Regions from separate parts of the Homo sapiens genome. Here all the other regions are linked to region 1. Evidence: read pairs that join two places in POLR2A ChIA-PET (ENCODE). Cell type or tissue: MCF 10A. All regions are shown on one strand.

Region 1 (5,000 bases):
TCTTCGTGTATATTTTGTGTCCAACACCTTGAATCAGCTATTTCTCCTAAAAGTTTTGGTTCTTCTTGCTGGAAAATGTGTCTGGAAACCACAATCTAGGTGCTAGAGGATAGATGTCAATTTGAGGCCGGGTGCGGCGGCTCATATCTGTAATCCTGGCACTTTGGGAGGCCAGGCAAGTGGATCACTTGATGTCAGGAGTTCAGGAGCAGCCTGGCCAACATGGTGAAGCCCTGTTTCTACTAAAAACACACAAAAAAATTAGCCAGATGTGGTGGCACACACCTGTAGTCCCAGTGAGCTGAGATCATGCCACTGCACTCCAGCCTGGGCAACAGAGTAAGACTCTGTCTCCAAAAAAAAAAAAAAAAAAAAAAGTCAATTTGCTTACTTTTGGATGCTGTAAAGAATTTCCTTCAAACTGTAGACAGTCCTAACAGCACTTGATTATTTAGAAATTCATTATCTGGATCTCTTGCTTTTTATAAGTGCTTTTGTATCTGTGCCCTTTCTGAGACTCGGAGTTTAAAAACCATAACCTCTTCTTCACCAGTCCCTGGCCCAAAGTTTGTAACATGCTAGACACTCAGAACATATTCATTGAATGAGAAAAATCAGGCTTTAGATGCTAAAAGAAATGACCAGAAATGAGTTTCAAAAATATGAGAAGAAACGGCAGCATAGTTAGAATAACCTGGTAGCCTCTGAGGACATTATTTTAATAGGGTCTACATTTGCTTGGCTGTTTAAATTCATGTTTACTTAAAAAGAAATTACATTAAAGACCTATGCTATATTTTTGAAAGGGCATTTCTGAGTTGGTTCAAAGGTTGTGGGTTATTGTTAAGTTGACTGACATTGTCTCCTCCAAAAACCACCCTTGACTAGTTCTAAAACAAAAGAGTTTCTGTGAAAAGATACAAGTTTTAATTTTCTATTCAGGTCATCCTCAGAGAATTTCAACCTATGATGATTATCAGAGACAAAAAGGGGCAAAGCAGGTCTAAGATAACAGCAGATAGTGTGGATAAATGTGCCAAGAGTGATGGAAATTCAGCCCCTCCCTGTTGGGCAGGGAGTTGGCAGGGTTGGGGTACATGGCAAGTTAGCCGAGATGAGGCTCCTGGTTGGCTGGGTGGGGAAGTACAGGGATAGAATGCGCCTGTGAAGCTACTGATTGGCCCTGGACAGTTTGCAGCTTTGAGTGGGAGGGGTAGGATCTGAAGAAGAGCAACAGAGATCTTTGGCAGGAATTGGGGTAAGGTGGTGGAGGGGAATCTGGTTCTTGTTAAGAAGCAGAGAAAGGATAGGCAAAAACAAATGGTCTTACTGTCTTTCTCCAGTGCCTCATCTATTATAGCTTTCTGCTGAATTTTGCTCCCACAAACCCCTTCTTTGCTCTTTCTCCAGCTGCTCCCTTAATCATTCTATTCCTCTTTCTGGCTGACAGCCTCTTTCTCTAGTAGCGTTTAATTGACCTTAACTCACAACAGAGGAATAAACTTTTTGCTCACTAATGGCAAAAATCCAACTCTGGCTACTTCCAGCAAAAGACAGGTTAGCGTAAGAAACTTGGTATCAATGAGAATCATGTAGGCAAGCTAAGAGAACGGGCCTTGGAGATTGGCAGGATCCAGGGTAGCTCTAAGGACTAGAAAGTGGGAGCCAAAGGATTGGTTTCCCAGCAGGAACAGTCTGGTCAAGGAGGTCACTGCTAGGGTAAACCTTTTGTGAAAATCTCAGTGACCTCCCTTGGCCAGGTCATGAGAAGAAGGAGCTTATGAAGTAAGAGGCAGACCACTGGATTTCCTCTCCCATGAAGGCTGTACATGATAGAGCGGATGTGTTTGGAAACTGGCAGTGCTATTAGAAAGAGATAGTGAATGCCAAGCAGCCAAAAAAAAAAAAAAAAAGAAAGAAAAAAAAACGTTTTTTTACTCAAAGACATCAACTTATTATCACAATTACTTAGTGATTCAAATCCTGTGATTTCTCTCTTAATTTCTTAAATTTTCAAAGTTAGTGCTCTCGGTGTCTTAAAAACAATTTTTTTTAAATTTTTAAGATTAAAAACTTATGTCCTCGTTTTATTTTCTTCTGATGAGTCAGCGACCTTAAGAATCCAAAGCTCTGCACCCCTGGACTAAGGCCAGGAGTGAAAATCCATTACTAAGATTAGTCAGCCCTGAAAAAAAAACACCCTTTTCCCTCTGGCATTTTCATTACTTCTCTCCACCCCAGTAGAAACAATTAGCCGTTGAAACTAAGTTGTTTTTTTCCTTGCTTTTCAACTTATTATGAAAATTTTCACAATATACAAATGTTGAGAGTATTATATAATGAAACTCCTTGAGCCAGCTTCAACAATTCATCTCTGCCCACACACCCTTACATCCATGCATGCAACCTCACACAATTTTGTTCTCCTTAGTTGGATGATTCTAAAGCCAACCCCAGACATATGATTTTATCCTGCAATATTTTATTATGTTTCTCTAAAATACAAAGACTCTGAAGAACGATAACCATAATATCACTACCAAACCTAATACATTTATTAAAAATTATTTCCTATCCTCAAATATCAAGTCTATGGTCAAGTTTTCCCAATTGTCTCATCTATTTCTGGATCAAATCAGGATCCAAATGTGGTCTGTACATTCTGGCCAAATTTTTAAGGAGATTACAGTAACTGCCCAAACTTTTATAGTCTCAGTTTGAAGTTTGAACACAGCTTTTTCTTTCCATTTTTTTTTTTTGAGATAGCATCTTCCTCTATCACCCAGGCTGGAGTGCAGTTGCGCTGGAGTGCACAGCCTCTGAGTTCAAGTGATTCTCATGTCCCAACGACCTGAGTAGCTGGGATTACAGGCGTACACCACCACGCCCAGCTAATATTTGTATTTTTAGTAGAGAGAGGGTTTCAACATGTTGGTCAGGCTGGTCTTAAACTCCTGACCTCAAGTGATCCAACCACGTCGGCTTCCCAAAGTGCTAAGATTACAGGCTTGAGCCACCTACGCCCACCCTATTTATTTCAATAGCTCTTTGGGGAACAGGTGGTGTTTGGTGACGTGAATATGTTCTTTAGTGGTGATTTCTGAGATTTTGGCACACCCATCACCTGAGCAGTGTACACTGAACACAGTTTTTTCATTTTAGTTTTCTTTGGTTGGTAGTCTAAGCTCATCTCTGTCCTGAAGCTGCCATAGTTGCAAGTATTGAAGTGATTCAGCATCCCTCAGCCCATGTCTTCAGGTTAAATAAGCATATCTTGCAACTTCATTAAGAACAACTATCCAGGCCTTTTTAAAAATGCTATTATTATTTCTTCTCAAAGAATAGAGAAAGTAGCAACTGTTTTCTAAAATGTAGAGTTTATTTACTGTAATATTGTTTATGGTGACTTCAGATTGGAACTAACTCAAAGGTCCACCAAGGAGCTTGGCTAAACAGACTACCCTATGCCCAAACTATACGAAACTATGCCACATTTAAAAATAATGAGGTCACTCTATCCGTAACAACGTGAAAATGCCAAATGCCTCGATATATTGGTGAATAAAAAATTAAATAGTATGAATAATGTGATCTATTTTTGCCTAAAAACAATGTTTCTAGATACACAGAAAGAAATCTCAAAGAATAACCACCAAATCTTGGAGGGAGGATGTAAAATTCTGGAGGAATTACACTTTCTACTTTTTACATTTTTGTATCATTTAAATGCTTTTATTATAAGTGTATATTAGCTTTATAATGTGAAAAAAGATACTTCTATGATGAAATATTATGTAAATTTAAAGTATTATATAAATGATTTTCCTTCTTTCTTCAATCTTTCTCCAATATCAAAAATAATTTGGAATTGACTCTACCACAGATACAATGTTATCAATTGGCAGAATATTTGAAGATACACCTCAATAGTCTTCCTCAATTCACAATATTGAACTATGACTATATGACAGACACAGACGTAAGCTTTATCCCATTTAATCTCCAGAATAAATACCACTGTCTACATTTTACATGTAAGGAAACTGAAGCTTAGAGTGTCAAAGTCACTTGCTTAAGTCACAGCTAGGATTCAAACCTTGGTCTCTTTCATGCCATGGCCCACAACTTCACCCTTTATGCACAGGTGTCCAATTTCTTGGCTTTCCTGGGCCACAACATAAGAATTGCCTTGGGCCACACATAAAATACACAAATACTAATAGTAGCTGATGAGCTAAAACAAAAAAAAAATTGCAAGAAAAGCTCATAATGTCATAATGTTTTAAGAAAGTTTATGAATTTGTCTTGAGCCATATTCAAAGCTGTCCTGGGCCGCCTGCGGCCTGTGGGCCACAGATTAGACAAGTTTGCTCTATAGCATACTGACTCTACCCTACTAAATATAACAAATGTACAAAAAAAGCAATATTCCAAAATCCAAGGCCATAATCCTCTCATATTTCTCTTTAGAGCCACTGTGTAAGGAGTTCCCAAGACCATGCAGGGTCCCATGATTTGTTTGAGGGATTCGGCCCATAGTCATACTCACATCCATGACTTATTGCAGTGAAATGATATAAGGCAGAATCAGCAAAGGAAAAAAGCCACATGGGGCAAAGCAAGGGGGAAACTAGGCATGAGTTTCCAGAGTCCTCTCCCAACAGAGTTACGTGGGATGTGCGTAATTCCCCTGACAACAAGTTGAAAGCACACATGTGAAATATTACCAACCAGGAGAGACTCAGCACTCAGGGATTTTATTGGGGGCTAGTTATGTAGGCATCCTCTGATTGGCACATACCCAAACTTTAAATTTCCAGAAGAAAATCACGTGTTCAGTATAACCACATTGTTTGTTCAAATAGCTTAGGTACTAAGCTATTGTACCTCTAACTGGTACACTCTACCAGTTAATCACAGGAACCCTCCCACAACCTAAGTTCGCAGATGCCAGCCTTATAATCAAGCCTGTCAAAGAATAGCACTTGGGCCTGTTATGC
Region 2 (5,000 bases), 81 kb before region 1:
AAATATACAACACACAGTAAACTGGTATTCAAATTTGGGTTTTCTGATTCTAAACCTAGTGCTTCTTCTATAAGAAGAAAGTTTCTAACTTTAATGAACATATTATCTGGTTTAAGAATCAGACTTGTACACAGAGTATAAGATCAGGTAAAATAAGATATATAATCATAGGAAAAGTATTTTAAAAATCTGCATATCAACACTTGGCTGTACTAATATTCAAGTTCCAGCATTGCGTTAAAAGCTATCCAAATAAGTAGAATCTGGAAGGAAGTGAGGGGAGCAACAACCTTTCTCCCCAAAAAACAAAAGATTCAAAAAATCAATGATTCTTTGAATGTACCTTCAATCTCTGGGTTCAGCAACGAAATCCTGCATTTTAAAGGACTTTGGGAGTTACGGTAAGTTATTTTAAAATGGATGTTCATTGCTTTGGATTTTTCAATTGCTAATAATTCTTACTGGCAATCCACCAAAGTACACTGGCCTTTTCCCTTGTTTTTTGTAAACCAGGGAGGCTTTATTCAGTAAATAAAGGTCAGACAGAAGGGTCGGGGACAAGCAATCTTGATGTTTATTAGTTGATTAGGCAAGAGTCGAAAAGTAAGGGTCTATCAAGGAAATAGACCCAACGGAGTAAAAATCACAGGCTTTGGCCCCTTTTCAATAATAAACTATCTGCAACACACTGCACAACCAATGTGTTGTGATACTATAGTTGAAAACTGTTGTTTTAATGCATGACAACTGTCCACACAAGCCCCTGAAATGAAACTAAATTGGTTTTCAGGACAGTAGTTACAGAATAACTCAACTAAATGAGTTCTTACCCTCCCTGAAAGTTCTTACCCTTCTTAAATTTAGTGTGTTCCCATAGAATGTCTCTCATTAAGACTTTAGGTAATTGTATCTTAGACACTATAAAGCGATCATATCATTTATGTGCTGTTGTCCCTACACAAGCTATATAAAATTATTACCACACTTTACTGTTATTGTACAACAAATGAACTCAGGGCTCTTGTAATCCTGAAATTATGCAAGTATAGTTCCAGGAGGTAGTGTGGGACAAAGGTATCATATAAAGTAGAATTTTAGTTGTAGTACCACAGTATCCTAGGGGGTTGTGATCAGTTAAGAAATATGTTGCAGGCAATTTGTTACTAAATCAGTTAATTCAAAAAAACAAAACAAAAACAAAAACAAAAACAAACACTTCCCTGAAAAATAAATCAGAGCATATCCACACTTTAGAGTTCCCATATGCTTTAGAATAAAATATCAAGGGGCCAGTCAACCAGCAACCAACATGTTATCCCTAACCATTTTGTCATGTAGGGTCACAGAAAAACAAAGTCGAATTGCTTGAGTAGCACATTATGGGCATTGCTGTGTGTTTATACTGGCAATCTAGCAGAAGTGATACAAATTTCAAAATAATGATGAAGAAATATGACCCTATAGTTAAGCAAAGGAATTGAGAATATGAGCTTCCCTCTTCTAATAGCTCAGTACCTTTGCAAATACGTGTGGTTTCTTAACTTAAAGTCCTCCTTTCTCCCTCCTTTTTAATTGTCTGGGTCAGGGAAAATTTCAGTTGCTATCATTAGTATCATATTACTCTGGTTCCAATGAAACATTGGGTGAGGTTCAGTCAGGATTACTACGTTGGGTGTTTAGTGTTAGGATACTATAAATCAGGGCTTGGCAAACCATGTGTGGGCCGAATCCAACCTGCTGCTACTTGTTTATGTACAACCTTGCAAGCTAAGAGTGGCTTCTTTCTTCTTTTGAAGCTTGCCCACAGCTGAGGAGATGGTTTTTACCTTTTTAAATGGTTGTAAAGAAAATCAAAAGGACAATGATATTTTGTAATACATGAAAATTATATGATATTCACATGTCATTATCCATAAATAAAATTTGATTGGAACACAGTCAGTCTTATTCAGGACCATCTATGGCTGCCTTTGGGTTACAACAGCACGGTTGAGTGGTTGCAACTCTCACTGTATGGCTTGCAAAGCCTAAAATATTTACACTCTGGCCCTTTATAGAAAATGTGTTCTGCCTTAGGGTGGGAAGTGAGACGGTTATTCATCCTCCCCTATCTTCCTTACAATAGCTCCTTCCTCACTCCCAATGGTGTAAAGTGTAGAAATGCTTTTCTATTTGTATAATTTTATGGGGTACAAGTGTAATTTTGTTACAACCAAAGATTGCACAGTGGTGAAATCAGAGCATTATTAATCCTAATCATGTACCTTTTATCCATTAAACAATTTATCATCATTCACCTACTTGCTACCCCCTCACCTTTCTAAACCTCCAGTGTCTGTCATTCTACTCTCTACGCCTATTTGTGCACATTATTTAGCTCCCACTTATAAGTTAGAACATACCATATTTGTCTTTCTAGAAACAGTTTTAAAAGTATAAACTTTCTATGCAAATGTAAATATTTATCTTAATTAGTCCTTTTTTCATCATCCCAACTGAACCTACTTCAAAGTGAGCAGTGATTGCAAAAGAATCGGAGAACATTTGATGCCTTTCCTGCAGCATGAGCTTAGGAGTTGTGTGCTCAGGACTTCATTACCTCAGGTGGTCTGAGTGCAGATGACTGATGTAAATGAGGTCTGCCTGGCACAGCCTCTCCAGCCAATCAGATGGAGGCTCATGGAGCAACCACCATCCACGGGCAAAAGCAGGACCGATTAACCAAGGGTCAAACACCATTCTCTTGTCTCCTAACTTGAGGTCCATGCAGGCATGAGTGAGATATGTTATCTGTTAAAAGAGAGTGAGATCCCTATTACTGAATCGTTCATTACTGGTCAGCAACAATGAACTGAAATGTTTGGTTTGGGTGGCTGACATAGTACACAGGCTGGAGTACTTTGCTTCTAAGCATGATCAGGCAAAATCTTGGACTCAAATACATTCCAAAAAGAGCCTTTCATAGAACACGGTTCCCAGCACAGGTCATGACTTTATTCAAATATAAATTCTCATGGTTAGTTTTAGATGACAAATCAATTTGTTTACCTAGTTTTAGTTTATTTAAATTAGTTCCTAAACAGTTATTTACAGTCCACACTGAAGAATATATTTTGTGATCAGTCCTTTAAAGCATACTTTACAAGGAAAGGCAGTTAGAGATGTTATCACAAACATCTGGGGATTTAAATGCCAGAGTGGCTGTGAAGAGCAATATGAATGGATGATTCTCGTGAGTTTGGTGGGTTGGCATAGCCACGCAGACTCAACTGACAACTGGCTGAACAGGCTTGCAAGACTTTCTCTTCTAAATTACCTGTTAAATAATTACTCCTTCTGGATGCCAAGGTCCTCTAAGAATGGACACAAACAGTGACTTAGAGACTGGCACCATGGGGATTCCAAATCCAATTCCTCATTCTCTTGCCACAGCCTGGCACCTCCATGGAAAAGGAATGTATTGAGAAGCAGAGATGAGATAGCGGGAACGTCATGTGAAAAGGCAACAAAGTGGGTGAGGAAAGGTCAAGGCATAGATTAGTTTTTATTATGTCTATTCCGGGCAGGTTCTCATTTGTTTCCTTAAAATTAGCTGCCCAAATATACATAAACTTCCTAAATACACAGAAAAATAAATTTTTGATTGTGTACCTCTCCCAAACTATTAAAGTGTTTCCTCTGAAGGAAATTCTCTTCTAAAGCCAGAAAATACAACCAGCCATTCTATCCAGTAGTGATCTGGCATCAAATAGTTTTGCATGAGTTTCCTTAGGGATTTTTCCCAAAGTTTTGTATTGTTTTTTTCCTTGTAATCCCTGCCAAGTTCTGGGGGTTCCTTAAAGAATTTGTTTTATCATATGACTTTTTACCATATGTCCTAAATACCCATCTCAAACAGTATTCAAGGTAATATAGGATGTTTACAGATATAGATGTTAAATGGACATCTTGGTCACGTTTTTGTTTTTAATAATATTATCCTTTTAATATTTCCTTACCTGTACTTCTCCAAAAGCCAACTCTTCAGGAGATCTGGGCTGTAAGTCCCAAGGGTTAGGAGGATTCAGTTCTAAAAGCAAAAGTCCGTTGTTTTCATCCATTTCAACAACTAGAATCAAATGAGAACAAATCTGGATTAATGACAAAAATGGCTTTTTAAAAGCATCACTGAAATAGGAATGCATGGTCTTCCAAAGATCAAAGGAAAATCAAAACAAAGGGTGCCACTCCCTTAGATCAAGCAATATCTGCAGAGACTATGACTTAAGATGAACACCAATTCATTTCTTTATTCATATGGCACTTAGAGAACTTATGAGGTCTCAGTCATGTCAGGGATACACATATACAAACAAGACTTCCTTACGACTAAATGAATGATTGATAGAGATGACTTCGAGGCGCTATGGGAATGCACAGGGAGGGGCATCTGATCTGCAAAAATGACACACATTCAGTAGAAACCATACTCTGAATTTTTATCTTTTCTGGGCTAGTGATACACAGTAAGATGCTGGGCAGCGGTAGCGGGTGCAGCTCCCAGTCAGCCATGTGCAATCACAAGGGTAAACACCAGATACTCTACAGTGGACCATGTTGCCAGGTGATTGTGCCCAACTGCAGGCTAATGTACATGTTCTGAGTATGCATACAGCATGTTAGGCTAAGCTACGATGCTTGGTAGGCTAGGTGTATTAACTACATTTTGACTTACAGTACTTTCAACTTATGATGAGTTTATCAGGACTTCACACCATGTGTAAGTTGAGGAGCATTTGTATACAATTCTGCTAATTAATTATACCTCAATAAAGCTGAGGGAATAGAGAATAGCTATCCTGAAGCCCCATTCAAAAAAGTGATTACCTCCAGAGCATGGGTGGGAGGATATGTGATATAATCAAGGAAAGATATATATTCTGTTGTTAATATTTTATGTCTTAAGCTGGGTGCTGGGTACATGGGTGTTCACTTAATTTTTAATACCTTTTAAACATTGC
Region 3 (5,000 bases), 180 kb after region 1:
TCAGAACTGGACTCTGTGTGGCTTCTATTTTATTCAAGACCTTCATCTTTATGGGGGTAGGCGGGGGAAGGTGCTCCTTTTGACCACAGCGCCAAGCATCTGCAAGAGTAGCTTTATTACACATGTATTAGCAGGGAACAGAGCAACCTTTCCATCACTGTGTTTATTTTTGAGGGTGTGTAGCCAGTTGTCAAATATAAAGACATGAATGGCCTGGCTAGTAAAGAAGACGTGGAAAATAATTGTAAACTGTCTGCCATGATGTGCTTGCTCTTAAGAGCAAAGGACAGGAATATTTTGTCTTTTGTACTGCCCCGACGGAGTCATACAGCCCCTGCATTTGTGTGGGATGATAGAGTAGCACTATGGGGTTTGTCTGCCTCGTAGCTCTTCCACCCTGAGAGCTATTCTCACTTAGGAAGTGGAAAGTCTAAAGGACCAACTGTAGGTTGAACCAGGAGTTTCATTCACTAAACATATTTTTTTTTTAGTTGATATATATATATGTAAAATTTCAATAGCTTTTGAGGTACAAATGGTTTTTGGTTACACGGACAAATTGTATAGTGGTGAAGTCTGCGATTTTAGTGCACCCATCATCTGTGTATATTGTACCCAATATGTAGCTTTTTTTTATCCCTCATCTCTCTCCTCCCCTCCCCTCTTCTGAGTCACCAAAGTTCGCTAAATGACTCTGTATGCTTTTGTGTACCCATAGTTTAGCTCCCACTTATAAGTGAGAACATACGGTATTTGGTTTTCCATTCCTGAGTTACTTCACGTAGAATAATGGCCTCCAGCTCCATCCAAATTGCTGTGAAAGATATTTCATTCTGTTTTATGTCTGAGTAGTATTCCATAGTGTATATAGACCACATTTTCTTTATCCATTCATCAGTTGATGGGCACTTAGGTTGGTTCTGTATCTTTGCAATTGTGAATGGTGCTGTGATGTGTGCACGTGTCTTTTTGATAGAATTACCTCTTTTCCTTTTAGTAGTTGCCCAGTAGTGAGATTGCTGGATGGAATGGTATCTTTACTTTCAGTTCTTTAAGGAATCTTCATGCTGTTTTCCATAGAGGTTGTACTAATTTACATTCCCACCAGCAGTGTATAAGTAAGTGTTCTCTTTTTACCACATCCATGCCAACATCTATTGTATTTTACCTTTTTAGTAATGGCCATTCTGGCTGGGGTAAGGTGGTATCTTGTTGTGGTTTTAATTTGCATTTCCCTGATGATCAGTGATGTTGAACATTGTTTTGTATATTTGTTGGCCATTTGTATATCTTCTTTTGAGAAATGTCTATTCATGTCATTTGCCCACTTTTTGATGGGATTATTTGGTTTGTTTTCTTGCTAATTTATTTGAGTTACTTGTAGATTGTGGGTATTAGTTCTTTGTAGGATGCATAGTTTGCAAATATTTTCTCCTACTCTGTGGGTCATCTGTTTACTCTGATGGTGATTTGCTGTGCAGAAGCTTTTTAGTTTAATTAGGTTCTATTTATTTATTTTTGTTTTTCTTGCATTTGCTTTTGGGGTCTTAGTCATAAATTCTTTACCTAGACCAATGTCCAGAAGTTTTTCCTAGGTTGTCTACTGTAATTGGTTTCAGCTCTTAGATGTAAGTCTTTGATCCATCTTGAGTTGATTTTTGTATATGGTGAGAGATAGGGATCCAGTTTCATTCTTATACATGTGGCTATCCAGTTTTTTCAGCACCATTTGTTGAATATGGTGTCCTTTCTCCAATTTATGTTTTTGTATACTTTGTCAAAGATCAATTGTGGTTGTAAGTATTTGGTTTTATTACTGTGTTCTCTGTTCTGTTACATTGGTCTATGTATCTACTTTTATACCTATACCGTGCTGTTTTGGTAACTATAACCTTGTAGTATAATTTGAAGTTAGGTAATGTGATGCCTTCATGTTTGTTCTTTTTGCTTAGGATTGTTTTGGCTATTCAGGTTCTTTTTGGTTCCATATGAATTTTTTTTTCTAATTCTGTGAAAAATGATGTTAGTATTTTGATAGAAGTTGCATTGAATCTCTAGATTGCTTTGGGTAGTATGGCCATTTTCATGAAATTGATTCTTCCAATTCATGAGGATGGGATATTTTTTCCATTTGTTTGTATTATCTTTGATTTCCTTCAGCAGTGTTTTGTCGTTCTTGAAGAGATTTTTCACCTCCTTGTTAAGTATATTTCTAGGTAATTTATTTTATTTTTGCTGTTATTATAAAAGGGATTGAGTTCTTGATTTGATTCTGAATTTGATTGTTGTTGGTGTATGGCAGTACTACTGATTTGTGTACATTGATTTTGTAACCTGAGACTTCACTGAGTTCATTTATCAAATCTAGGAGTCTTTTGGAGGAGTCTTTAGGGTTTTCTAGGTATATAATCATACCACTGGCAAACAGAGATAGTGTAATTTACTCTTTTCCAATTTGGATACCCTTTATTTTTCTCTCTTGCCTGATTGCTCTGACTAGGGCTCCTGGTGCTATGTTGAATAGAAGTAGTGAAAGTGGGCATCCTTGTCTTGTTCCAGTTCTGAAGGGCAATGGTTTCAACTTTTCCCCTTCAGTATGATGTTGGCTGTGAGTCTGTCATACATGGCTTTTATTATTTTGAACTATATTCCTTCTATCCCTAGTTTGTTGAGAATTTTTATCATAAAGGGATGCTGGATTTTATCGAATGCTTTTTCTGCATCTATTAAGATGATCAATAGATTTTTGTGTTTTTAAAAAATTCTGTTTATATGATGTTTCACATTTATTGACTTGCATTTGTTAAATCATCCCTACATCCTGGATGAAACCCACTTGATCATGGTGAATTATCTTTTTGATGTGCTGTTGGATTCAGTTTGCTAGTATTTTGTTGAGGATTTTTACATCTTTGTTGATTCAAGGGTATTGTTCTGTAGTTTTCTTTGTCTTTTTTTTTTCTGTTATATCCTTTCCTGGTTTTGGTATCAGGGTGATATTGGTGTCATAGAATAAGTTATAGAGGATGCCCTCTTTCTCAACCTTTTGGAATAGTTTCAGCAGATTGGTACCAATTTTTCTTTGAATGTCTGGTACAATTCAGCTGTGAATCTATCTGGCCTTCGGCTTTTTTTTTTTTTTTTTGGTCTGTTCAGGATTTCTATTTCTTCCTGATTCAAGCTAGGAAGATTGTATGTTTCCAGGAATTTGTCCATTTCCTGTAGATTTTCTAGTTTGTTTGCATGGAGGTGTTCATAGCAGTCTTGAATGATCTTTTGTATTTCTTTTGGTTATAATGTCTCAATTTTCATCTCTCTCTCTCTCTTTTTTTTTTTTTTGACAGAGTCTCGCTTTATCACCAGGCTGAAGTGCAGTGGTGCGATCATGGCTCACTGCAACCTCCACCTCCCTGGTTCAAGCGATTCTCCTGCCTCAGCCTTCCGAGTAGCTGGGATTACAGGCATGCGCCACTATGCCTGGCTAATTTTTTTGTATTTTTAGTAGACGTGGGGTTTCACCATGTTGGCCAGAATGGTCTCGATCTCCTGACCTCGTGATCCGTCTGCCTCAGCCTCCCAAATGCTGGGATTACAGGCCTGAGCCACTGTGCCCGGCCTCCATTTTCATTTCTAATTGAGCTTACTTGAATCTTTTCCTGGTTAATCTAGCTAATCATCTATCGATTTTGTTTATCTTTTCAAAAAACCAAGCTTTCGTTTCCTTGATGTATTTTTTGTTTGTTTGTTTCAGTTTCATTTAGTTCTGCTCTAATGAAAAGGTCTTTGTTATTTCTTTCATTCTGCTAGCTTTGGGTTTGGTTTGTTCTTGTTTCTCTAGCTCCTTGAGGTATGATGTTAGATTGTAAGTTTGTGATCTTTCATACTTTTTGATGTAGGCATTTAGTGCTATAAACTTAACTCATAGCACTGCTCTTGCTGTATCCCAGAGGTTTTGATGATGTGTATCACTATTATTCATTTTGAAATATTTCTTAATATCCATCTTGATTTCATTGTTCACCTAAAAGTCATACAGGAGTAGGTTAATTTCTATGTATTTGTATAGTTTTGGGAATTCCTTTTGGAGATGATTTCTAGTTTTATTCCACTGTGGTCTGAGAAGATACTTGGTATGATTTTGATTTTTTAAAATTTATCAAGGCTTGTTTTGTGGCCTATCATATGATGTGTCTTGGAGAATGGTCCATGTTCTGATGAGAAGAACGTATATTTTGCAGTTCTTGGGTGGGATATTCTGTGACTATATTAGGTCCATTTGTTCTAGAGTATAGTTTAAGGTTGATGTTTCTTAGTTGACTTTCTTCCTTGATGATCTGTGTGGTGCTGTTAGAGGAGTATTGAAGTCTGCACTATTATTGTGTTGCTATTTCTTTTCTTAGGTCGTGTAGTAATTGTTTTATGAATCTGGAGTTCAAGACTTAGGTGCATGTATATCTAGGATTGTAATATCATCTTGTTCGATTGATCCTTTTATTATTATATAATGGCATTTTTTGTCTTTTTTTACTGTTGTTGTTTTAAAGTCTGTTTTATCTGATGTAGGCATAGCTTTTCCTGCTCACTTTTGGTTCTCATTTACATGGAATATCTTTTTCCACCACTTTACCTGGAGTCTATAAGAATCCTTTCATGTTAGGTGATTCTCTTGAAGACAGCAGATATTCGATTTGTAACTTTTTATCCATTCTGCCAAAGTATATCTTTTAAATGGAGTATTTAATCTCAAGATGCAAGGTACTGTTCAGTTATGTTGATTGTTACATAGGTACTTAGTTTTCTTCATTGTATTATTGTTGATAAGTCCTATAAGTTTTATGCTTTCTAGAGGTTCTATTCTGGTGCATATCAACCTTTTGATTCAAGATTAATAACTCCTTTTAGTATTTCTTGTAGGGTTGGTCTGGTAGTGACACATTCCCTCAGCATTTGCTTCTCTGAAAAAGACTCCTTCATTTGTAACACTTAGTCTTGCTGGATAA

The links. ChIA-PET counts read pairs that join two places held together with the same protein. Peaks named below come from ENCODE experiments on the same cell type or tissue, not always from the same donor. Only the 100,000 strongest peaks of a DNase experiment are listed, where the experiment ranks them.
Region 2: POLR2A ChIA-PET joins it to region 1 with 8 read pairs; 5 of 35 experiments call an interaction of 5 or more read pairs at or near these places.
Region 3: POLR2A ChIA-PET joins it to region 1 with 5 read pairs; 2 of 35 experiments call an interaction of 5 or more read pairs at or near these places.

What each region holds. Positions count from the first base shown.
Region 1 is chr6:25,191,597-25,196,596 of GRCh38, forward strand. It overlaps the pseudogene RNY5P5. Among named protein-coding and RNA genes, the nearest start is that of CARMIL1, 85 kb to the right of the region's middle. In MCF 10A, no CTCF peak of the experiment used is centred here; DNase peaks (open chromatin) are centred at 1,755 and 2,155.
Region 2 is chr6:25,110,993-25,115,992 of GRCh38, forward strand. It overlaps the pseudogene CMAHP. Among named protein-coding and RNA genes, the nearest start is that of CARMIL1, 170 kb to the right of the region's middle. In MCF 10A, no CTCF peak of the experiment used is centred here; no DNase peak of the experiment used is centred here.
Region 3 is chr6:25,370,265-25,375,264 of GRCh38, forward strand. The region is part of intron 2 of CARMIL1 (capping protein regulator and myosin 1 linker 1); the gene reads left to right. All of the region lies in intron 1 of LOC124901281 (a long non-coding RNA gene), which reads right to left. Among named protein-coding and RNA genes, the nearest start is that of CARMIL1, 93 kb to the left of the region's middle. In MCF 10A, no CTCF peak of the experiment used is centred here; no DNase peak of the experiment used is centred here.